Linked DNA regions of Homo sapiens: region 1 is linked to region 2. Evidence: read pairs that join two places in POLR2A ChIA-PET (ENCODE). Cell type or tissue: MCF 10A. All regions are shown on one strand. Links, peaks and the distances in the headings refer to the core of each region. The heading gives the core; the rest is flanking DNA. Region 1 overlaps MAK (male germ cell associated kinase). Region 2 overlaps SMIM13 (small integral membrane protein 13).

Region 1 (11,930 bases), core at 1,384-9,383, 300 kb after region 2:
ATGTACCATGTCAAGGAGGGGAAAATCACAGGCTTAGGGGTAAAGCTGAATTCAGTCTGGGGCATGATGACTTTTAGTCAATTGAATATTTGCATTTAAATCTCAAAACAGAGGTGCAGGCTAATGATTTGGAATGGTTAGTCTACAGATGGCAATTGAAACTCTTTAGAGGGAGAAGAAAAGAGGTCCTCATTTAGGGCACCGAGAAACCATGGCATATAAAGGATGGGCCCTGGAATAGGATCTTACAAAAAAGTCTGAGGAGCCACCAGAGAAATAGGGTAGAAACCAGGAGAATGTAGAAAATATCTGAAACCAAGGGAAAGATCTAAAGAAGCAGAAGCACGTATCAAGAAGTCTGGAGTGTGATGATTCCAGAGCTCTTTCAATGGCTCAACATTGTACCCAAGAAATTCAGATGTTTTCTATGATTTTCATGCTGAGCGGTTAGCATTGTTTTTGTCCTCAAATGTGTCACCTAATGACCACCTTATGGCTACTTCACCTCCAGGCATTACGTCCATGTTCAAGGAGGGAAGAGGGCAGAATAATACGAGCAAACTCTTCTCATCTTTTATCAGCTAGTGATAATTCTTCCCCAGAAGTCCTCAAGGACATCCCCTTACATCTTACTGGCTAGTATTGGGTCACGTGGTCTCTCTTCCAAAGGAGGCTGAGAGAGTGAGTATTTACTCTTCCAGTCTCTATATTAGGAGGCAGAAGGAAAGGGGCTGGAAATGGCCTTGTGATATTTCAACAATATCATCGGCTGTGGTGTTCCTTGGGTTTGGGGAATATGACATAACTGGCGGCCACGGTGAGCACTGTTCCAGTGGAATAGTGGAAGCCAGACTGCAGTGGGACAAGGAGTAGCGGGAAGTACGGCAGTGGAGGCATGGAGCTTTGGAGAGTTGTGAAGGATGAGTTACTGAGTTGTTAAGAAAGCCACAAAGGGGTTGCCCAGTGTCAGGAAGAGTCCGCCTGAAATTACATGGACGAATGTGAAAGTGGAGCCGCTGGGAGCATTTTCATGACTTTGCTTTCCACCTCCACCCATCTGTATGGAGAGGGGAGACTGGAGGATGACAAGGCAGGAGAGGGGAGACTGGAGGATGACAAGGCAGGAGCAGTGGAACGGTGGGAGAAGGGGATGTTCAGAACGTGTGTGTGATCTTGAGAGTGTAGTGGGTGAAAGGCTGATGGTGGGGCCAAGCTGGATGAGGAGGCAAACCACGCCACACAGGTGGTTGTAGGAATAGCCACAAGTTGAACAAGAAAGAGGTTGTATAAAGAAGTTTTGAGGGTAGCGACGGTGAAAAGGATAGGAGGTTATGATCAAGAGTCTGAAGTTAGGTTGTTAGGTCTTGGACAGTAGGACCATTCCTCATAACAAGGAGTTTATGGTAACTGTGGTAAGACAGAGGTGAACATCTCTTAGGAGTTAAGCAACTGTGAAGCCAGGCTACTGGCAGGGTTATCAGTTTAACCTACATTGAATATTCACTATAGCCGTTACTCCTCAAGTCTGAATGAGACAGTGATTGTTATCTACAAGAGTCATACAAGCAGGCTTTGCCATCTCTTTAAAGCCCGATATAGAGGGATAAACTTTACCTGAAAATTACAGATATTAGAGTCTTCATTCTCCCTTCTCATTTTTTTTTTTTGTTTGTTACCAAAACAATTCACATCCCATAATATCCTATCAATCTTTTGCTTGGTGATATAAAATTTTAGGCATTTCCAATTTAGGCTATAAATATTCTAGGTATAACTTGTTAGATACCGCTTTAAGATCCATCGATACTTTTCCCCTAAAATTAAAAATAAATTCCAGGCCGGGTGTGGTGGCTGATGCCTGTAATCCCAGCACTTTGGGAGGCCAAGTGGGGTGGATCACCTGAGGTCAGGAGTTTGAGACCAGCCTGGCCAACAAGGTGAAATCCCATCTCTACTAAAAATACAAAAATTAGCCGGGTGTGGTCGTGTGTGCCTGTAATCCCAGCAACTCAGGAGGCTGAAGCAGGAGAATCACTTGAACCCAGGAGGCGGAGGTTGCAGTGAGCTGAGATCACACCACTGCATTCCAGCCCAGGCAACAGAGTGAGACTCTGTCTCTAAATAAATAAATAAATACGTTCTACATTGAATACATTTTGTGGAGTAGCTGAAGAAGAGCTGCCTATTCTTAATTTTCAGAGTGGGCAGTAAACATGTCCCCTTAAAGGGAAATTGATTACCTGGAAGGTGTTTTCATTCTAAAAACCTTTTAAACAAAAGAGCCGGTGTCGGGGGCTGGGAGTGGGGGTTTCTATTGGAATTAGAGAAGTTCAGCTATGGAATTTAACAAGTTCCATGTGTTATTAGATATGGAATTTAACAAGTTCCATATGGAATTTAACAAGTAGGAAGTAAACAAGTTCAGAATTACGTTGAGAAGCAGAGAAGAAGCTGAATGCTGGCCCTCTGCTTTTGGGAGTTGGCCTGAAGAAGCAAGGGCATGGCATGGCAGTTGGTAGATGATGGACAGGGTGGTGTAATCTGCTAATGTAAACATGGAGAAGAAAGTCTGTGCTTAATTCAGCAGGCAAACCTTTTGAGCGGTCTAGAAATGCAGTCAAAACTGGCTAGGATGTGTTGGAGGGGGAATGGTTAGAAGTTGGGAGAACACTACACTGAACAAAATAAGAGGTTTCTTTGAATGTTTCCTTTGGGGAGTTTTAATTTAGATCACTGAAATCTTGTCTTTTCTGCAATTTTTTTTAAAAAAAGTTATTTACTTTATGATAGAGGATGGTAGAAAGATTCCCTCACTTAATTAAGTTAATAAATATCTATTAAGCCCTCTGCCCTTTAAGAACTTGAGAGGTAGTTCTATTTCTGAAGTTGATTTCCTGTGTCAGATGGGAACACCATGGTACCATCTCTTATTTGTTCATTGCCCTGGCATGGAGTGGATATTGACGAATTAATAAATGACAAAAGATGGCAAGGAACCTAAAAGGAAATGCCTTTTCTTAGCTATTCTAAGCAATTGGTTTACCTTTGGGATAATCATTTTGTAAGGAAACTTCTGTATTTGTTGTAAATAGATACATGCATTGCCTTAGGGAAGGGAAGTACTGCTGAGAAGTGGTAATTGCTGGAAAGAAGAAGAGATGAAGAGAGTACATCTGGATGGATGAAGAGAATACAGATTTTTTTTTTTTTTGAGACGGAGTTTTGCTCTTGTTGCTCAGGCTGGAGTGCAATGGCGCGATCTCGGCTCACTGCAACTTCTGCCTCCCAGGTTCAAGCGATTCTCCTGCCTCCGTCTCCCAAGTAGCTGGGATTATAGGCATGCGCCACCATGCCCAGCTCATTTTTGTATTTTTAGTAGAGACGGGGTTTCTCCATGTTGGTTAGACTGGTCTTGAACTCCTGGCCGCAGGTGATCCACCTGCCTCAGCTTCTGAAAGTGCTGCGATTACAGGTGTGAGCCACCGCACCCGGCCAGCTTTTTTTTTTTTTTTTTTTTTTGAGACGGAGTCTCGCTCTGTTGCCCAGGCTGGAGTGCAGTGGTGCGATCTCAGCTCACTGCAAGCTCTGCCTCCCGAGTTCACGCCATTCTCCTGCCTCAGCCTCCCAAGTAGCTGGGACTACAGGCGCCCGCCACCACGCCTGGCTAATTTTTTGTATTTTCAGTAGAGATGGGGTTTCACCCTGTTACCCAGGAGGGTCTCCATCTCCTGACCTCGTGATCCGCCCGCCTTGGCCTCCCAAAGTGCTGGGATTACAGGTGTGAGCCACCGTGCCCGGCCTCAGATTTTTTTTTTTTTAAGAGACAAAGTCTCCCTGTGTTGCCCAGGCTGGAGTGCAGTGGCTATTCACAGGCTCGGTTATAGCACACTACAGCCTCTAACTTTTGAGCTCAAGCAGTCCGCCTGCCTCAGCCTCCAGAGTAGCTGGGACTACAGGCGCACACCAGCATGCCAGTGAGAGTGCAGATTTTACAGGTAGAATGAAAGTTTCAGTTATCACTGAAGCTTGAAAAGTAACTTGAACGTATTTTTATTTGGCTTCTAAAAGATTGGATACTTTTAAAATTCTAGACCTGGAGTGGTGGCTCATGCCTGTAATCCCAGCACTTTGGGAGGCTGAGGTGGGCGGATTACCTGAGGTCAGGAATTCGAGACCAGCCTGGCCAACATGGCAAAACCGCATCTGTACTAAAAATACAAAAATTAGTCGAGCTTGGTGGCACACACCTGTCATCCCAGCTACTTGGGAGGCTGAGGTAGGAGAATCGCTTGAACCTGGGAGACAGAGGTAACAGTGAGCCGAGATCACGCCATTGCAGTCCAGCCTGGGTGACAGAGCGAGGCTCCATCTCAAAAATGAAATAAAATTCTGAAATTACGTTTCAAGAATCATAGCAGGCTGGGTGTGGTGGCTCATGCCTGTAATCCCAGCACTTTGAGAGGCCGAGGTGGGCAGATTGCTTGAGCCCAGGAGTTTGAGACTAGCATGAGCAACATGGTGAAACCCCATCTCTACAAAAAATACAAGAAGTTGCTGGGCGTGGTGGCATGTACCTATAGTCCCAGCTACCCAGGAGGCAGAGGTGGGAGGATCACCTGAGCCCAGGAGGTCAAGGCTACAGTGAGCCATGATCAGGCCACTGCACTCCAGTCTGGGTGACAGAATGAGACCATGTCTCAAAAAAAATAAAATAAATAAAAAGAATCATAGCAGATTATATGTGCAGTTTCACATGGATATGATCATTTTATTAATCAACTTTTCTTTCATAGCTGTATTTGAATTGGCTTCTGTTTTATTTTAAATTCATCATTGTGCTAGATTTACATTTTACATTTTAGCAAGACATTTTATAAATCTATGGCACTGAAAAGTATCTTTTAATAAGCTAGTAAACCCCCATTTCATCACGCTTCTTCATAAATATCTAGTACCTGAGTAACTGCAAATGAAATTCTGATTCACTAAGGATATTTTAGAAATAATAGCAGTGATGCCCTTGAGGTCATCTCAGTGATGTCCTTTATTTCGTCTTATAGTCAATCATAGATATTGGTAAACATGAAAACATCTAGTAGTTATTGAGTGCTGAACTAAGCAGTTTGCAAGATGCTTTTCTTATGCAGTAGTTTCTACTGTATGGCTAGCTAAGGAATTTGAGGCACAGACAGGTCATTAGGTGACTTGTCCAAAGTCATATGGTGAGTGACTGGGCAAGGATTTGAATCCAGGCAGTGCGGTTCCACAGCCTCTGTTCTTGGCTGTGATGTTGTGCTGCCAATTTTTACTCATTTCCTCACCTGTGTATTATACCCCCATAGAGCCTCTGGATCTTAAGGATTATTGTAATTAATAAAGACAACGCTAAGCTTCCCAAGGATCTTCTGGAACATCTCGATAGGAGATTATAATACTAAATGAAAGCAGCATGGCATATTTGGTTTTTCTTTTTCACAGCCCAGCCTTATAATTCCCATGCCTGAAGAAACATTTTTTAGAATATGAATCCTGTTTTTTTTAAATTTTTTTTTTTGAGACAGAGTCTCACTCTGCCACCCAGGCTGGAGTGCAGTGGCGCGATCTCGGCTCACTGCAAGCTCCACCTCCCGGGTTCACGCCCTTCTCCTGCCTCAGCCACCCAAGTAGCTGGGACTACAGGTGCCCGCCACCACGCCTGGCTAATTTTTTGTATTTTTAGTAGAGATGAGGTTTCACTGTGTTAGCGAGGATGGTCTCGATCTCCTGACCTCATGATCCACCCGCCTCCGCCTCCCAAAGTGCTGGGCTTACAGGTGTGAGCCACCGCGCCCGGCCATGAATCCTGTTTATTATCCCCTGTTTTGTATGGTGACTAAAAATCTGTTCATATAAAAACACATGTTCATATAAAAACAACAACTAACTGGTGTATATAGTGGAAATAGTTTTTACTCTTAAATACACTTTTGGTATATTTATCTCTAATAGAAACCAACATTGGGATGAAAGAGGGGAAGTAAAGAACAAAATTCAAGAAAGCCATTTCTCATCTGTCGCCCAGGCTGGAGTGCAGTGGCGCAATCTTGGCTCACTACAACCTCTGCCTCCTGGGTTCAAGTGATTCTCCTGCCTCAGCCTCCCAAGTAGCTGGGACTACAGGCGCCTGCCACCACGCCCAGCTAATTGTTTTGTATTTTTAGTAGAGACGGGGTTTCACCATGTTAGCCAGGATGGTCTTGAACTCCTGACCTTGTGATCCGCCCACCTCAACCTCCCAAAGTGCTGGGATTACAGGCGTGAGCCACCGTTCCCGGCCAAGAAAGCCATTTCTAACGTTTGTAGTTACTTCTGAATTTTTGCCAACTTAAATCATTTAAGTAGGGAGACATTTAACTTTATGGGCCTCTTAAGTTCTAAAAAGAGAGAATCTTGAAAAGGACCCTTTAAGAAAGGCACAATTAAACTGATTAGAGAAATGTTAAGAACTCACCCAGAAAAGAAGATTAATGGTAATTTTTTCACTTTTGATTAAAGCTGAATTTTGGATGTGACGTAGGCCTACCAAGTAGCCTTGAGGTATAGGAGGTGATTTCCTTATAAGGATGAGGACAGAGAAAGATAGCTCGCCCAAAGTGAACCAGTAGTGGAGTAAGAAAGCCAACAGTGTAATGTGTGTCTTTGAATCCTCAATCCCTGAACACTAAACTTTCCCTAATTTATTTTAGGATGAAGAGAAAGTTCTATTCTTGGGATGAATGCATGAACTTGAGAGAAGTTAAGGTAAAATCCTAAAGATGAAAAGAACCTGAGAAGGCCTTAACACTACCTGAGGACCGTAGTTAAGATGATTTTATTCTCTGTGGGAAGCATTCTGAAGATAATTTTGTTTGTTTTTCCTTTATATTCCTAAATTAATTTCTCATTTCTTCTGGTTCTGATGTCAGTGGAGAACAGCGTATAATTATATCCTCACATTTGAAAATTCACTTTCACTTTTAAAAGAGCATCTTAAAATCATATTATGCAAAGACAACTTTTTTTTTTTTTTTTTTGTGACAGAGTCTTACTCTGTCACCCAGGCTGGAGTGCAGTGGTGTGATCTCAGCTCACTGCAACCTCCACCTCCTGGGTTCAAGTGATTCTCCTGCTTCAGCTTCCCGAGTAGCTGGGACTACAGGTGTGTGTCACCATGCCCAGCTAATTTTTGTATTTTTAGTAGAGACAAGGTTTCACCATGTTGGCCAGGCTGGTCTGCAACTCCTGACCTCAGGTGATCTGCCCGCCTCAGCCTCCCAAAGTGCTGGGATAGCAGGCAAGAGCCACCACGCTCAGCCACCAAAGACAACTTTTTAAATTACTACATACCATTTCCTTAGATTTTATGCTTAAAGACTTGGATACAATTTTGGATACCTTTGCATGGTTAAGTCAGACAAAAGTTAGACCTATTTATAAACCAAGGGAAAAACGTAACAGATTGAAATGTTTAATAGCTATTGTTGGCTTGATTTATTGTTTGCACTTAACGTTCATTACTTAAAGCAATTATGTAGATATTAAAATGTAATTAATTAATGAACCCAGGAGAAATGGAAAATTACATAAGGTAATTATTACACTTAGCATTGATGCAATTTTGCCAAATTCTGTAAGTTTTTTTTAAGAAATTTTAAGGCATATTTGTTATTTTTCAGTCTCTGAAGAAACTTAATCATGCCAATGTTATTAAATTGAAAGAAGTTATCAGAGAAAATGACCATCTTTATTTTATATTTGAATATATGAAAGAAAACCTCTATCAATTAATGAAAGACAGGTATGTTTTTATTCATGTTTTTCCCTGTTATTCTCTCCATGAGTTCTTTGGATCCTTTTGATATGTCATACTTTATGAGAGAAAGATTGATTGCTCCAAAAGGTAAATTTAAATTAACCAGTTCTGTTACCTTTATCAAAGGGTAACATTTAACACTGAAGAACCAGCTGTGACATAGCCAGCATTTTTCTGTTGTAAATCCTTGAAAGTGAAGGCCAGTATCTCATATAAATACACATACTATCTATTTATGCTTTTTAAAATACAAATTTATGTATAGTTTATTACTCAATAATAAAGCTGGCCTTGGGCATTATTGAGAAAATTATCTTGGTTGCTCTCCCAAGCATCTTGTGAAGGTTAATGAAAGAATGGAGAAAGGAATGAAGTTGCTTTCAAGAAAGGATCTAAAAAGCTCAGTCATTAGAATGCACAAGTCAGTGATAAGACTTGATGTGTTACCAATCCCAAGGAAATTCACAATTTTTAAATATGTGTGGGCAGAATCTGTAAAGGGAGAGCTTTGGTCTTCCGCCCTGGGCTTGGGGAGATAATGTTTTGGTGGTGGTTCTGGTCATGTCTGGGAGATTAACATCCATTTTGCCTGCTTTTAAAGTGAGAAATGTTCAACAACAAACTCTGAAATACTTAGAAATAATTTTCCGAAGTAATGATGTTGATTTCTCTTTGATTCTTACACACACACACACACACACACACTCTCGCTCAAGGTCTGAGGATGTTACTTGAATTATTCTTTAATCATATTTTTCCCTTTCTCAAAACATATTTATTGAATGCCTCTTATGTTCCAGGCCGAAATCATCATAACATTAATGTCAATTAAAATAAAAGTAAATTTCTGCCCCTCAAATCAGTTTTTACTTTTTCAGAGTCCCTTCTAGGCCTTCTATATAGACATGCACGCCTTTTTACTTAGTTGTAATTTTAGTGGGACAAAGTTTTTTATTTGATTAATTTACTTACAAGTATTTTTTATGTGGATACTTAGTCTTTATAGTTATAAATAATATATTCTGTTAAATGGCTATACTAAGCTTCACTTTTTGAACTATTTAAAATAAATAATTAGTGTGAAAATAGGTTGGTAATTATTGTATATAATATTGATGGAATTATTACCATTAAAGGTGATAATTATAAGGGTTATGAAAACGCTTGTAAGTGAAAAAACAAACCAAATTGTGTGTATGTGACTTTCATTCCTAATATAAAAGTTATGTATGCAGATGGATTAGGACTGGATTAGAATACTGAAAAATTAAAAGTTTCTTAATCAGGTGGTGGGATTATGGGTAATCTTAATTTTCAGCCTCTAATAAATTTTGTCCTTTAAAATATTGAAATGATATATACTTACATGAAATATCAAGATACCCTTGTTGAAGAAAAAAATGAAATACATGTAAATTCATGAAATATTAAATTTTCATCTATTTTTGAAATATATATAAATCTGGATGGATGTGGTAGTTCCTGCCTTTAATCCAGTACTTTGCGAGGCTGAGGTGGGAGGATCACTTGAGCCCAGGAATTTGAGACCAGCCTAGGCAACATAGTGAGACTCCATCTCTACAAAAAAATTAAAAAATTAGCCAGGTGTGGTGGCACACACCTGTAGTCCTAGCTACTTGGAGGCTGAGGTGAGAAGATTGCTTGAGCCCAGGAGGTTGAGGCCACCCATAATCCCAGCCACTCGGGAAGGTAAGACAGAAGAATTGCTTGAACCCAGGAGGCCAGCTAATTTTTGTATTTTTAGTAGAGACAGGGTTTCACTGCGTTGGCCAGGAGGGAGAGGTTGCAGTGAGCCAAGATTGCACCACTGCACTGCAGCCTGGGCAACAGAAGAAGACTCCATCTCAAACAAAAAAGAAAACATACATATATATATATATATATATATATATATATATATACTGTATAAAGCTACACTAATACAGTACCCATTAGTCAGATGTGGCTATTGAAGTCCTGAAATGTTTGCATTGAAGAGTGTTGTAAATGTAAAATAAATTGCACATCAGATTTTGAAAACTTGTTACAAAACAAATTTATTAATAATTTTTACTCCAAGCTTGATGGCTCATGCTTGTAATCTCAGCACTTTGAGAGGCCAAGGCGGGAGGATTGCTTGAGCCCCAGGAGTTTGAGACCAGCCTAGGCAACATAGCGAGACCATGTGTCTCTCTTTTTTTTCAGAGACAGGGTCTTGCTCTTTCACCTTGGCTGGAGGGCCAGAGTGCAGTGGTGCAAACATGGCTCACTGTAGCCTCGACCTCTTGGGCTCCAGCAATTCCCCTGCCTCGGTGCCCCAAGTAGCTGGGACTGCAGGCACGTGCCACCATGCCTGGCTAATTTTTGTATTTTTAGTAGAGACAGGGTCTCACCATGTTTCCCAGGCTGGTCTTGAACTCCTGAACTCAAGGGATCCACCTGCCTTGGCCTCCCAGAGTGCTGGGATTACAGGGGGGAGCCACCGCACCCAGCCCGCATCTCTTTTTCAAAAAATAAAAATTAAAAAGGTAAAATTTTAAAAATAAATAATTAAAAAAACATTGTTTTAGAGGCATAGTCTTGCTGTGTCACCCAAGCTGGAGTACAGTGGTACAGTCAGCTCATTTTTATACTGATTACATGTTGAAATAATATTTGGCATATATTAGGTTAAATTAAATATATTGTTAAAAATTAATTTTACCTGTTTGATTTATTTTAACATGGCTGCTAGAAAAATGATGTTAAGTACACAAGTGGCTCTCATATATATTTCTTTCTTTATTTTTTTTTTTTTTGAGATGGAGTCTCGCTCTTTCACCCAGGCTGGAGTGAAGTGGTGTAATCTCAGCTCACTGCAACCTCCACCCTCCGGGTTCAAGCGATTTTTCTGCCTCAGCCTCCTGAGTAGCTGGGATTACAGGCATGTGCCATCACGCCAGCTAATTTTTGTATTTGTAGTAGAGATGAGGTTTCACCATGTTGGCGAGGCTGCTCTCGAACTCCTGACCTCCACCCACCTTGGCCTCCCAAAGTGCTGGGATTACAGGCATGAGCCACCATGCCCAGCCGGCTCTTATATTTCTACTGGACAACACCAATATGCAGAATAGAACTGAAGCATTTATTTATATCTCTAAATTTATTTCCCCCCCGCTTTTTTTTTTGGAGGCAGGATCTCACTCTGTCACCAGGCTGGAGTGGAGTGGCACAGTCACAGCTCACTGCAGCCTCGAATTCCCAGGCTCAAGTGATCCTCCCACCTCAGCCTCTCCAGCAGCTGGACTACAGGCATGCGCTACCACACCTGGCTAATTTTTGTATTTTTTGTAGACACAAGGTTTCACCATGTTGCCCAGGCTGGTCTTGAACTCTTGGGCTTAAGCGATCCTCCCACCTTGGCCTCCCAAAGTGCTGGTATTATAGGCATTAGCCACCACATCCGGCCATCTCTCAAATTCTTCAAGCCTGCATAATACAGATTTGCATGCTTGGCTTATCTGTTAGTAATTCAGTTTTTCAACTTGCTTTGCTCTTCTTGGGACAGTTTAAAATTTAGCTATTTAGGCCAGGTGCAGTGGCTCATGCCCGTAATCCCAGCACTTTGGGAGGCCGAGGTGGGCAGATCGCCTGAGGTCAGGAGTTCAAGACCAGCCTGACCAACATGGCGAAACCCTGTCTCTACTAAAAATACAAAATTAGCCAGGCATCGTGGTGCATGCCTATAATCCCAGCTACTTGGGAGGCTGAAGCAGGAGAATCACTTGAACCCGGGAGGTGGAGGTTTCAGTGAGCCGAGATTGCGCCACTGCACTCCAGCCTGTGCAACAAAGAGTGAAACTCTGTCTCAAAAGAAAAAAAAAAATTAGCTATTTAATATGTGTGCAATATATTCAGTTTTGGATTTGAGTTTTTACCTCACATCAAAACAAAAAAAAATCTAATTTTCATGTTTTAAATGTGTGAGCTTTAAGAGTATAAATCTATAAATCATAGGTTTAACCAGTATCGTGAGGCCAGTAGAGGCTCCAAGGCAGGGGGAATATAAACCTTCTTTGGATTGGTTGGCTGGTTGCTTAACAGAATTATGTGACTGTTC
Region 2 (11,930 bases), core at 3,006-11,005:
ACAATAACTTACTGTACATTTATAAAAATAACTAAAAGAAAATAAAAGAATTATAATGCAAAGGATAAATGCTTGAGGTAGTGAATACCCCATTTATCCTGATGTGATTATTATGCATTGCATGCCCGTATCAAAATATCTCATGTACCCCATATATGTACCTACTATGTACCCACAAAAATAAAAAATACATACAATAATGTATTGTATATTTCAAAATAGCTAGAAGATTTGAAATGTTTCCAACACAAAGAAATGATAAATGTTTGAGGTGATGGATATGCTAAATACCCTGCTTTGATCATGGTAAATTATATGTATGTATTGAAATATCATATATACTCCATAAATATGTATGATTATTATGTAACAATAAAAATAATAACAGCTAACTTTTAAAACTCTGGGATAAGAACTGTAAGAAAATGCTTTGCACATATCATCTAATGGCCAAATTGTTATTCAGTTTAACTAAACTGTTCTGTCATACACTTCTGGTATGCCACACTCCTTGCTGCTAATAGGGCTCAAAATCTATTCATCTATGGTATTGGTAATCATCTTATGACAAATATAACACGAAATAGAAAGTCACACACATAGTTCATCTCTTGTTATTTTAATAAAGCAGCTTTTAGTTCAAGTTAGAAAATTCCAAAGACTTAGCTTAAACAAAAAAAGGGGAATTTACTAAAAGCTACAGAGGTGTCTGAGAGAGCACGGGAGGAAGCGCCCTTACGAGGGACAAGCACTAGGAGAAGGTTCTCGTGAACTGAGGTCATTTGCTCAGCATTATCTGTTTCTCTCTGCACAGCGGCTCCATTTTCCTCTACGCTTCTCTCTGTAGATTGCTCCTCCTCCCCCCAGCTTTCTAAAACACAAACCTAGAAAAAACACAACGTAGAATCTCTGCCCTAAACTGAATTCAAGTGTCAGCCCCAGGAGCAGGTACAGTGAACATGGATATAGGGCCTATCCCTGAGAGGACATGGATGTTTTTATTTATTTACTGTAGAGATAGGGTCTTGCTTTGTTGCCCAGACTGGTCTCAAACTCCTGGTTCAAGTGATTCTCCCGCCTTGGCCTCTCAAGGTGCTGGGATTACAGGTGTGAGCTGCCACTCCCAGCTGACATGGGTGTTTTTTGAGATTTAAGAGGGGAGTAGAGGGAACAGCCTGGAAAAAGATCCCCAGTAATGATATCTCCTCTACCTTTATTAGACAATAGGCTCTTGGAGGACAGCCTCTATCACAGGAGCCACCCCAAAAAAAAACCCAGACAGGCAATTATTTTGTTAGATAATGTCTAACCAAAACTTTTAATCTTCTTGGAATCTGCCTCAATTCCTTTAAAACACAGGCCTGACCTTTGATAAAGGTCCACACTGCAAAAAGTCCTCCACCTCTAGAGCAGAGGAACTACTTAGTCAGGGCAAGGTGGGGTCACAAGAAGATAGGCCTGACCTTTGGTCCATACTGCAAAAAGGTCACAGGCCTGATCTTTGGTCCACACTGCAAAAAGGTCACAGGCCTGACCTTTGGTCCATACTGCAAAAAGGTCACAGGCCTGACTTTTGGTCCACACTGCAAAAAGTCCTCCACCTCTAGGGCAGAGGAACCACTCAAAGTCGGAGCAAGGTAGGGTCACAAGAGGATAGGATTCATATTTTCCCTTTCAGGGAAAGGAACACCTGTAAAAGTAAGGCAAGTTCAGAATTATTATCCAGTGGAACGATTCTAGTTAAAGGTATGTGATTATCACACTGCACCTTTCATAAGAGGGATCATTCGAACTTCAAAATCTGCTGAGGAGTTTTTAGAAAACACAGATTGCCAAGAGCTCATCCCAGATATCCCAAAATCAATCTCCAGGGATTGTGCTTATTCATTTTTTTTAAGCTCCCTAGAATGATTGCGATGGACATGCAGCCTTGGAAAAGACAAAAAGCAGTGAAAAAGAAGCATGAGTGCTGCTGCCAGTGAATTGTGGAGACTGGCCAAGGAAAAGAAGAAAAAGATTAGCAGTGGGGTGCCCATGGGGGATAGACAGAACAACAGTTGACTACAGAACCTGAGAAGACTCCACTTGAGAAAAGGCAGCTTAATGCAAAAATCAGTATTTACTAGTGAGACGGTGTAGGTATGTATGTAAGGGGAGCAACAAAGAAACTGGCCAGACATTGCTGATGAGTGGAGCAATGCTGCAGGAGGACCATGGATATGATGACCAACATAATGGATAGTCAGAAGTGGACATAAAGAATGACTGTATCTTGCTCCAAGTAGAATTGTATTATGTCTGGTTAATAGAATGTTTAATACAGCACTTATGCATTCAGAACTCGTTCTCTTTTATACAATGAGTGGAAGAGAAGACAAGTGCAAAGTTATGTAATAGAAAATAAAGCATCACCCTTTACATGATATTGGTAAGAGAGCACCAAATAACAGCAGAGGGGTGTGTATGCAGGTGTGTGTGTTGGGAGGGGGAGAGGCACCTGTATAACCATAAATATAGACCAACCTAATCCGGACTCTGGGCCCTAATGACTAACTTCTCCCAGGTGAGCATATGTATTTTGGGGGACAGGGGAATGAAGGAAGTAAAACCACTAAAACCCAGGCAGCCTTCTTCTGAAAAAGACTTACCCATTGCACCCTGCATGCCTACAGCGGACTTCTAACAGAAGTATAGCTTATACAATTCCCAGACCCAAAGTGCACATATCAGAAACTTCTTAACTCTTATTCTATGGGCATGGGTCTGGAACCATGTCCTGGGATTTAGTAAGACAGAAACAGTAGAGAGTGAAAGAAGAAAGGAGAGGTGAGGGGCAAAGTACAGTCCACAATATACTGATTGTTAAGATGGGTTTTGCAGTTTTTCAGCTTAAAAGGAAGTTTATGTCTTGCTTCAGTATCGCATTGTATGCCAGAATAACTAATCAGCAATAGAGGGTGTGTATTCTGAGATAGGCAAAAGAGCACTCACTTCTGTGTGCCAATAACTAAGCATTTGTTCAAATGATGAATTTCATGAAACACACTGTAAATTGTTTTCTATGTAAGATAAACATGCTGGCAGCAGAAGGGTTGTGATAGATGAACTTGAGTGATGAACCATCACTATCAACACACCACAAACCCAGGGGAGAAGTGTAATTTCACCTTCAATTACACAGTTATCAGTTCACACAGTGCTTTTACATTCAATCACTGTGCTTTTACACGACCCATCTGAATGAGACCAGCAATCATTATTCCCATTTTCTAAATAAGAAAATAAAGGCACACAGTGACTCATGACATTGGAAGACAGCCAGCTACATAAGACAGAGCAATGAATCTTAACAGCGTATCAAATTTCTCAGATTTTCATGGTGACAGTATGACTGAAACACAAAGCACTATCTAGAGAATGAGAATACGATTTTGCTACTTGCTGTAGTCTGAATGTTTGTGTGCTCCCAAAATTCATATATTGAAATTTAATCCCCAATGTGACAGTATTTGCAGGTGGAGCCTCTGGGAGGTGATTAGGTCATAGGGTGGAGTCCTCATGAATGGGATTAATGCATTTATTAAAATAACACCCCAGAGAGCTCCCTCACTCCTTCCCCTTCTGCCATGTTTGGACACAGTGAGAAGACAGACATCTATGAACCAGGAAGCAGGCCCTCACCAGACATTAAATCTGCCAGTACCTTGATCTTGGATTTCCCAGCCCTCTAGAACCATGAGAAATAAACTTCCGTTGTTTATAAGCCACCTGGTCTATGGTATTTCTGTTACAGCAGCCCAAACCGATTAAGACACACTACCCAAGGTATTTTCAGTCCAAAAGCCCAGGTGCAGTATAACTACAAATTCTGATCTTTGTAAATTGTGGAATCATTCCAGTGGAGTTATATAATCTCACCTTCATGATAGTATCTAAGTAGCTAGTTGACTGGCTCACTACCAATTTCACATTTATAAAAAGCTCTTTTCCATTTTCAATCTTATTACCTTATTTCCATTTTATTCTGAAGGCAGCAAAGGCTCATCTATGAGACAGTATGTCCAAATCCTAAATGTAGACTAAACCAAGTAAGCCAAGCTCTTCTAATTCTTAAAATTCTCCCTCTATTGTACACACCCCTTTCTCAATGACACACTAGGCAATGCTAGAAGTTATTAAGCCCCTGGAGTTACCACTATCAAATCAATACAAATTTGAATCATAGTACCTCCAAATCCAAAGCTTTTCTATCCAATAATCATAAGACATTTCAAGTTACCTTTTAAAATCTCTTCTCTCCTCTTTCTGTTCTCTTCTTCTTCTTCTGGTGATCACAACACTGCCATGGATCCAAATATCATCGTTATTATAGATGATGAGGACCAAATTTTCTGTTTTTTTGGAGATGGAGTCTCGCTCTGTCGTCCAGGCTGGAGTGCAGTGGCACGATCTGGGCTCACTGCAAGCTCCGCCTCCCGGGTTCACACCATTCTCCTGCCTCTGCCTCCCGAGTAGCTGGGACAACAGGGGCCCGCCACCACGCCTGGCTAATTTTTTGTGTTTTTAGTAGAGACGGAGGTTCACCGTGTTAGCCAGGATGGTCTCGATCTCCTGACCTCGTGATTCGCCTGTCTCGGCTTCCCAAAGTGCTGGGATTACAGGCGTGAGCCACCGAGCCCGGCCCGAGGACCAAATTTTCATCCATACTTTCCACCTTTCCTGAACCTCAAGAGGGAATTTCTACCTGGCTAGTTTGAAGACATCTCAAAAACAGTGAGTGAGTGAGAGAGAGAAAGAGAGAGAGGAGAGAGTGCACGCGCATGTGTCTGCTGTCTGTCTCCATCCAACAGCTCTTTGGGAGAACTACATTCTCTCCCCATCTCTATGGCAGAAAAGAGTTCTTCTTCAGCATTTTGTTCCCACTTTATCTTATCCCAGTGCTATAGATTCTATTTTAATAAACCCTCTCACATCTGTTTCCTTCTCTACACTCCTAGTGTCATTCTCTATCCTAGATCACATCCTTGTATCTATCAACTGGATTGTCCCCATAATTTCTTATATCTCAGAGGCATGTTAGACTGCAATGTTCTTCCATGAATCCTAACTCAGTAACTTATTTCCGACTTCGGCAAGTTAACCTCTATGTGCTTCAGTTTCCTGTTCTATAAAATGTGAATAACAGTACCCATTCTCAAAGGGTATGTGGTAATTAAAAGTTAATACATGTAACAAGCTAAAGTGAATGCCTAAAACATAATAAGTACTCATCAAATATTAGCTCTGTTACCATCTCATAGGCTCCAACCTCCTCCCCTCTAAGGCAAAGAATACAGATATGAGACTACTACCACTGTAACTAAGAATTTTAAGTATTATTAATATATAACTTTTAGATCGTTCTACAATACTATTACCTCAATATGACCTATTTTGGGTAATTGCTTTAGCACCTCATGCTCACTTTCATCCTGCATAGTACTGACCACCTTCCCTATGAGAAACAAGTTTCTTAAGGAAACGAAACGTATGGTTTAATCAGTTTTCCAGTGTGTTCACTATGCCTTAAAGTAGCACCTGGCACAAAGTAGATACTCAAAACAAATCAACTATTATTCTCCCTGTCCCAACCCCACTCCCAAAACTATCAAGATTTAATTAATTTGACCAATTGATTCATTACAGAGCTCAATGTCTGCTCTGAAGAGTCCTACTATATAACATAGTAGCTACTGTATAGCAAAAGCTGCTGGTGCCCTTTCACAAAAGTACCAAACAACCCTCAACCAAACTGACCTGAGATGTACAGAACATTTCAATCAATAGCAGAAAAAAACATTCCTTTTGATTATATATGGGACGTTCACAAAGGCAAACCATATACTGGCCATAGGTGGTGGTTCATGCCTTTAAACCCAGCACTTTAGAAGGCTGAGGTGGGCAGATGACCTGAGGTCAGGAGTTCGAGACCAGCCTAGCCAACATGGCGAAACCCCATCTCTACTAAAAATACAAAAATTGGCCAGGAATGGTGGCATGCACCTGTAATCCCAGCACTTTGGGAGGCCGAGGCGGGCGGGTCACCTGAGGTCAGGAGTTCGAGACCAGCCTGGCCAACATGGTGAAACTCCATCTCTATTGAAAACACAAAAATTTGTTGGGCATGCAATCCCAGCTACTTGCAAGGCTGAGGCACAAGAATCGCTTGAATCCGGGAGGCGGAGGTCGCAGTGAGCGGAGATCTTGCCACTGCACTCCAGCCTGGGTGACAGAGAGAGACCCTCTCTTAAAAAGAAAAAAAAAAAAAAAGATAGACCATATTCTGTATCATAAGTCCCATTAAATGTAAGAGTAAACCCTCCTAAATTTTATCATACAAAATACATTGTGTGACCATAAAAAAGTCAAATTAGAAACTGATAACGAAATATCTGGAAAAGAACAAATATTCAAAATTTAACAACATACTTCTAAATAATCCATGGTTCAAGGGAGAAATCACAAGTGAAATTAGAAAATATCTTGAATTGAATAAAAATTTAAACGTCAAAATCAATACTTACAAACAACTATTAAACGTCGGCCAGGCATGGTGGCTCACGACTGTAATCTCAACACCTTGGGAGGCCAAGGCAGGCGGATCACGAGGTCAAGAGATTGAGACCATCCTGGCCACCTGGTGAAACCCCGTCTCTATTAAAAAAAAAAAAAAAAAATACAAAAAATTAGCCGGGCGTAGTGGCGGGCGCCTGTAGTCCCAGCTACTTGGGAGGCTGAGGCAGGAGAATGGCGTGAACCCGGGAGGCAGAGCTTGCAGTGAGCCGAGATCCCGCCACTGCACTCCAGCCTGGGCGACAGAGCGAGACTCCGTCTCAAAAAAAAAAAAAAAATACAAAAATTAGCCGGGCGTGGTGGCAGGCACCTGCGGTACCAGCTAGTCAGGAGGCTGAGGCAGGAGAATCAGTTGAACCCGGGAGGTGGAGGTTGCAGTGAGCCGAGATCGCGCCACTGCACTCCAGCCTGGCAACAGAGCAAGACTACGTCTCAAAAAAAAAAAAAAAAAAAAAAAAAAAGAAACAATTATCATTAAATGTCTATTTTCTTAAAAATAAGAAAAGTCTAAAATCAATAACCCAAGATTTCCCCATAAGAAACTTGAAAAAGAAGTACAAATTAAACTCAAAATAAGCAGAAGGAAAGATATATAGATATACGCATAAACCAATGAAACAGAATATGGACAAGCAATAGGGAGAAAACAATCAATTAAACCAAAGGTGGTTCTTGGAAAAGATCAATAAAATTTATAAACCTCTAGTCAGGCCAATTACAAACAAACAAGAAAGGACACAAATAATCAATATCAGATCCTACAGGTGTTAAAAGGCTAATTAAGAAATATTATAAACTTTATCCCTGTAAATTATACAATTCAGAGTAAACAGACACAGTGCCTGAAAAACACAAACTCTGAAAGCTCATTCAAGAAGAAACAGGTAAGTGGAATAGTCCAATATCTAATAAAGAAACAGAATTTGTAGTTGAAAATCTTTCCAAAAAGAAAAGTCCCAGCCCAGATGAATTCTACCAAACATTTACAAAGAAATTATGTCAAATGTGACAGACACACTCTAGTAATCCCAATGAGTCAATCCTTTGTGTAATCTTTATATGACTCCTCCTCTTGAATGTGGGTAGAAACTGATCTGCTTCTAACCAACAGAACATGGCAAAGCTGGCCAGGAGCAATGGCTCATGCCTATAATCCCAGCACTTTGGGAAGCTGAGGTGGGCGGATCACCTGAGGCCCAGAGTTTGAGAACAGCCTGGCCAACATGGGGAAACCCCATCTCTAGCAAAAAATACAAAAATTAGCTGTGTGTGGTACTGCATGCCTGTAGTCCCAGCTACTTGGGAGGCTGAGGCACGAGAATCGCTTGAACCTGGGAGGCGGAGGTTGCAGTGGGCAGAGATCACACCACTGTACTCCAGTCTGAGTGACAGAGTGAGACTCTGTCAAAAAAAAAAAAAAAAAAAAAAAAAAAAAGAGGAAGGAAGGAAGGCCGGCCGGCAGGGCATGGTGGCTCACGCCCGTAATCCCAGCACTTTGGGAGGCCGAAGCAGTTGGATCACCTGAGGTCGGGAGTTCGAGACCAGCCTGACCAACATGGAGAAACCCTGTCTCTACTAAAAATACAAAAAAATTAGCCAGGCATGGTGGCCCATGCTTGTAATCCCAGCTACTTGGGAGGCTGAGGCAGGAGAATTGCTTGAACCCAGGAGGCAGAGGTTGCAGTGAGCCGAGACTGAGCAATTGCACCCCAGCCCGGGCAACAAAAGTGAAACTCTGTCTCAAAAAAAAAAAAAAGAAAAGAAAAAAGAAAGAAAGAAAGAACATGGCAAAGGTAATGGGATAGTTAATCCCTTTATTAGGTTATATTATTTGGTAAAGATGAAGGGATTTTGAAACTATAATTAAGGTCTCAATCAGTTGATTTTTAGTTATTCAAAAGTGAAATTACCTTGGGTGGGCCTGACTCAATTAGGTAAAAACCTTAAAAGAGGGATTGGGACCCTCCCTGGTGTCAGAGATTCAACTGGCATGAAGAGGTGAGCCACCTTGAGTCCTCAGTCACAAGGAACTGAATCCTGCCAACAACCACATAAGCTTGAAGGAGGAACCCAAGCTCCAGAAAGGAACGCAGCCAGGCCAACACCCTGACTGCAGCTTTAGGAGCAGAGGACCCAGCTAAGCCAGGTGGAGACTCCTGACCCACAGAAACTGATATCTAATAACTGTGCGTTGTCTTAAGCTGCTAAATTTATGGGAATTTGTTATGCAGCAATAGAAAACCAATATAGCAATTGTATGTAAATGCTTCCAAAAATCCAAAGAGACAGGAACAGTACCCAACTCATGTAATAAGGTCTGCATTAACACGATGACAAAACCAGACAAGGGTGTTTAAGAAAACCACAAGTATTTCTCATGAATATAAAGAGAAAAATCTTAAATGTTTACTAAATTAATTGCTACAGTATAGAAAATGGATAACATGTCATGACCAAAACAGGTTTATCTGAGGAATGGGTTACTTTCACATTCGAAATGCAACAAAATCCACCATATTAACAGACTTAAAAGAGAAAAAATACAGCCGGGCGTGGTGGCTCATGCCTATAATGCCAACACTTTGGGAGGCCAAGGTAGGTGGATCACTTGAGGTCAAGAGTTCGAGACCAGCCTGATCAACATGGTGAAACCCCGTCTCTACTAAAAAATACAAAAATTAGCTGGGTGTGGTGGTACACGCCTGTAATCCCAGCTACTTAGGAGGCTGAGGCACGAGAATCACTTAAGCCTGGGAGGAGGAGGGTGCAGTGAGCCGAGATCATACCACCACATTCCAGCCTGGGCGACAGAGTGAGACTCCATCTCAAAAAAAAAAAAAAAAAAAAAAAAGAGAAAAAGTGCATGACCATCTCAATACAGAAAAATCATTAAAAAAAAAAATCCAATATCCACTCCTGATTTAAAAAAAAAAGAAAAATCACCACAAAGTAGAAACAGAGGGGAAGTTTTCTTCCTAAACTTGATAAAGAATATCTATTAAAATCCCACAGCTAATAATTTATTTAATGGTAAAAGGCTAAATATTTCACTCCAAAAGATCAGGGAGGAAGGTCTGCTCTCACTCCTTTCTTGCAACATTATAAGGCCCTAGCCAGTGCAATGAGGCAAAAGCTAAAAGACAAATGTACACATTGGGAAGAAAAGGTAAAACTACCTTCAACTGCCTGTAATCCCAACACTTTGGGAGGGCGAGGCAGGTAGATCACTTGAGATCAGGAGGTTGAGACAAGCCTGGCCAACATGGTGAAATCCCATCTCTACTAAAAATACAAAAATCAGCCAGGCGTGGTGGCGCGCACCTGTAATCCCAGCTACTCAGGAGGCTGAGGCAGGAGAATCGCTTGAATCCTGGGGGCAGATGTTGCAGTGAGCCAAGACCGCGCCATTGCACTCCAGCCTGGGCGACAGAGTGAGATTCCGTCTCAAAAAAATTAAAAAAAAAAAACAAAAAGAATAACTTTATATGTCATACCTTAAAAACTTGATAAGAAGGACTTATCAAACAATAACAACACAAAACAAATGACATTTAAAAATAAAAAGGCAGCCGGGTGCGGTGGCTCATGCCTGTAATCCCAGCACTTTGGGAGGCCGAGATGGGTGGACCACCTGAGATCAGGAGTTCGAAACCAGCCTGGCCAACATGGTGAAACCCTGCCTCTACTAAAAATACAAAAATTAGCTAGGTATGGTGGCACATGCCTGTAATTCCCAGCTACTGGGGAGACTGAAACAGGGCAACCTTTTGAACCCAGGAGGCGGGGGCTGCAGTGAGCCAAGATTGTGCCACTGTACTCCAGCCTGGGCAACAAAGCAAGACTCCATCTCAAAAAAATAAAAATAAAAAGGCAAGCTACAGAATAGAAGAAAATACTTGCAAAACATATCTGATAAAAACAAACAAAAAAAACTTGTATCCAGAATAAAGAATTGTTTACAACTTGATAAAAGTAACACAATTTTTTAAATGAGTAGAAAAAACTTGTAAAGATGATTTACACAGAAGGTAGAAAGAATGGCAAATAACACATAAAAGATGCTGAAAATAATTAGTCATTAATGAAACAAAAATCAAAAGCATAATACCCATCCTCTAGAATGGCTAAATTAAAAACAGACAATACCATCAAATGTTGGTGATGGATGCGGAGTAACAAATTCTCACTCATGACTGCTGGCAATGCAAATGTTTGGCAGTTTCTCAAGAGAAATGAAGTTACTCAAGAGAAATGAAAACATATGTCTACACCAAGATTTGCAACTGAATGTTAATAATACTACTAACTACTAATACTACTACTACAGGCTCACGCCTGTAATCCCAACACTTTGGGAGGCCCAGGCGGGTGGATTACTTGAGGTCAGGAGTTCGAAACCAGCCTGGCCAACATGGTGAAACCCCGTCTCTACTAAAAATACAAAAAAATATATAATAAAATAAAATAAATTAGCCAGGCATGGTGGCAGGTGCCTATAATCCCAGCTACTTGGGAGGCTGAGGCAGGAGAATTGCTTGAACCCAGGAGGCAAAGGTTGCAGTGAGCCAAGATCATACCACTGCACTCCAGCTTGGGCGACAGAGCAAGACCCCATCTCAAAAAAATAAATAAATAAAACAATAATAATACTAACAGCCAAAAGCTGGAAACCACTCTCATGTCCATCAATGAGTAAATGGATAAACAAATTGTGGTATATCTATACAATGGAATACTCTTTCAGCAATACAAAAGAATGTATTACTGATATACACAACACAAATAGATTTCAAAAGCATTATGCTAGCAGAAAGAAGTCAAACACAAAAAGCATGTTGTGTGATTTGATTTACATTAGAAAGGTAAATTTATGTTTATGGAAAGCAGTTTGGGCCAGGTGTGGTGGTTCATGCCTGTAATCCCAGCACTTTGGGAGGCCAAGGACAGCAGATCACTTGAGGTCAGGAGTTCAAGATCAGCCTGGCCACCATGGTGAAATCTTGTCTCTACTAAAAATACAAAAATTAGCTGGGCATGGTGGTGCACACCTGTTAATTCCAGCTATTCAGGAGTCTGAGGCACAAGAATCACTTGAACCCGGGAGGTGGAGGTTGCAGTGAGCCAAGATTGCATCACTGCACTCCAGCCTGGGAGACAGAGCGAGGCTGTCTCCAAAAAAAAAAAAGCAAGCAGTTCTATCAGGAGGCCATTAGGTTAAGCTGGTTCTGTTAGAGTAGGTAGTCAGGCAGACATGAGCAGGGCAGGAGAGGGCCCCCAGCTCAGGAATGTCAGGCGACCATCAGGTGATGATCAGGCGG

What was found. Peaks named below come from ENCODE experiments on the same cell type or tissue, not always from the same donor. Only the 100,000 strongest peaks of a DNase experiment are listed, where the experiment ranks them.
Region 1: POLR2A ChIA-PET joins it to region 2 with 5 read pairs; 2 of 35 experiments call an interaction of 5 or more read pairs at or near these places.

What each region holds. Positions count from the first base shown.
Region 1 is chr6:10,813,736-10,825,665 of GRCh38, reverse strand. It overlaps MAK (male germ cell associated kinase), which reads left to right. Exons shown (of 15, transcript NM_001242957.3): 3 at 6,726-6,780; 4 at 7,695-7,816. Among named protein-coding and RNA genes, the nearest start is that of MAK, 19 kb to the left of the region's middle. RefSeq lists a silencer at 11,026-11,211. In MCF 10A, for the core only: no CTCF peak of the experiment used is centred there; no DNase peak of the experiment used is centred there.
Region 2 is chr6:11,112,126-11,124,055 of GRCh38, reverse strand. All of the region lies in intron 1 of SMIM13 (small integral membrane protein 13), which reads right to left. Among named protein-coding and RNA genes, the nearest start is that of ERVFRD-1, 6.4 kb to the right of the region's middle. In MCF 10A, for the core only: no CTCF peak of the experiment used is centred there; DNase peaks (open chromatin) are centred at 3,315 and 7,695.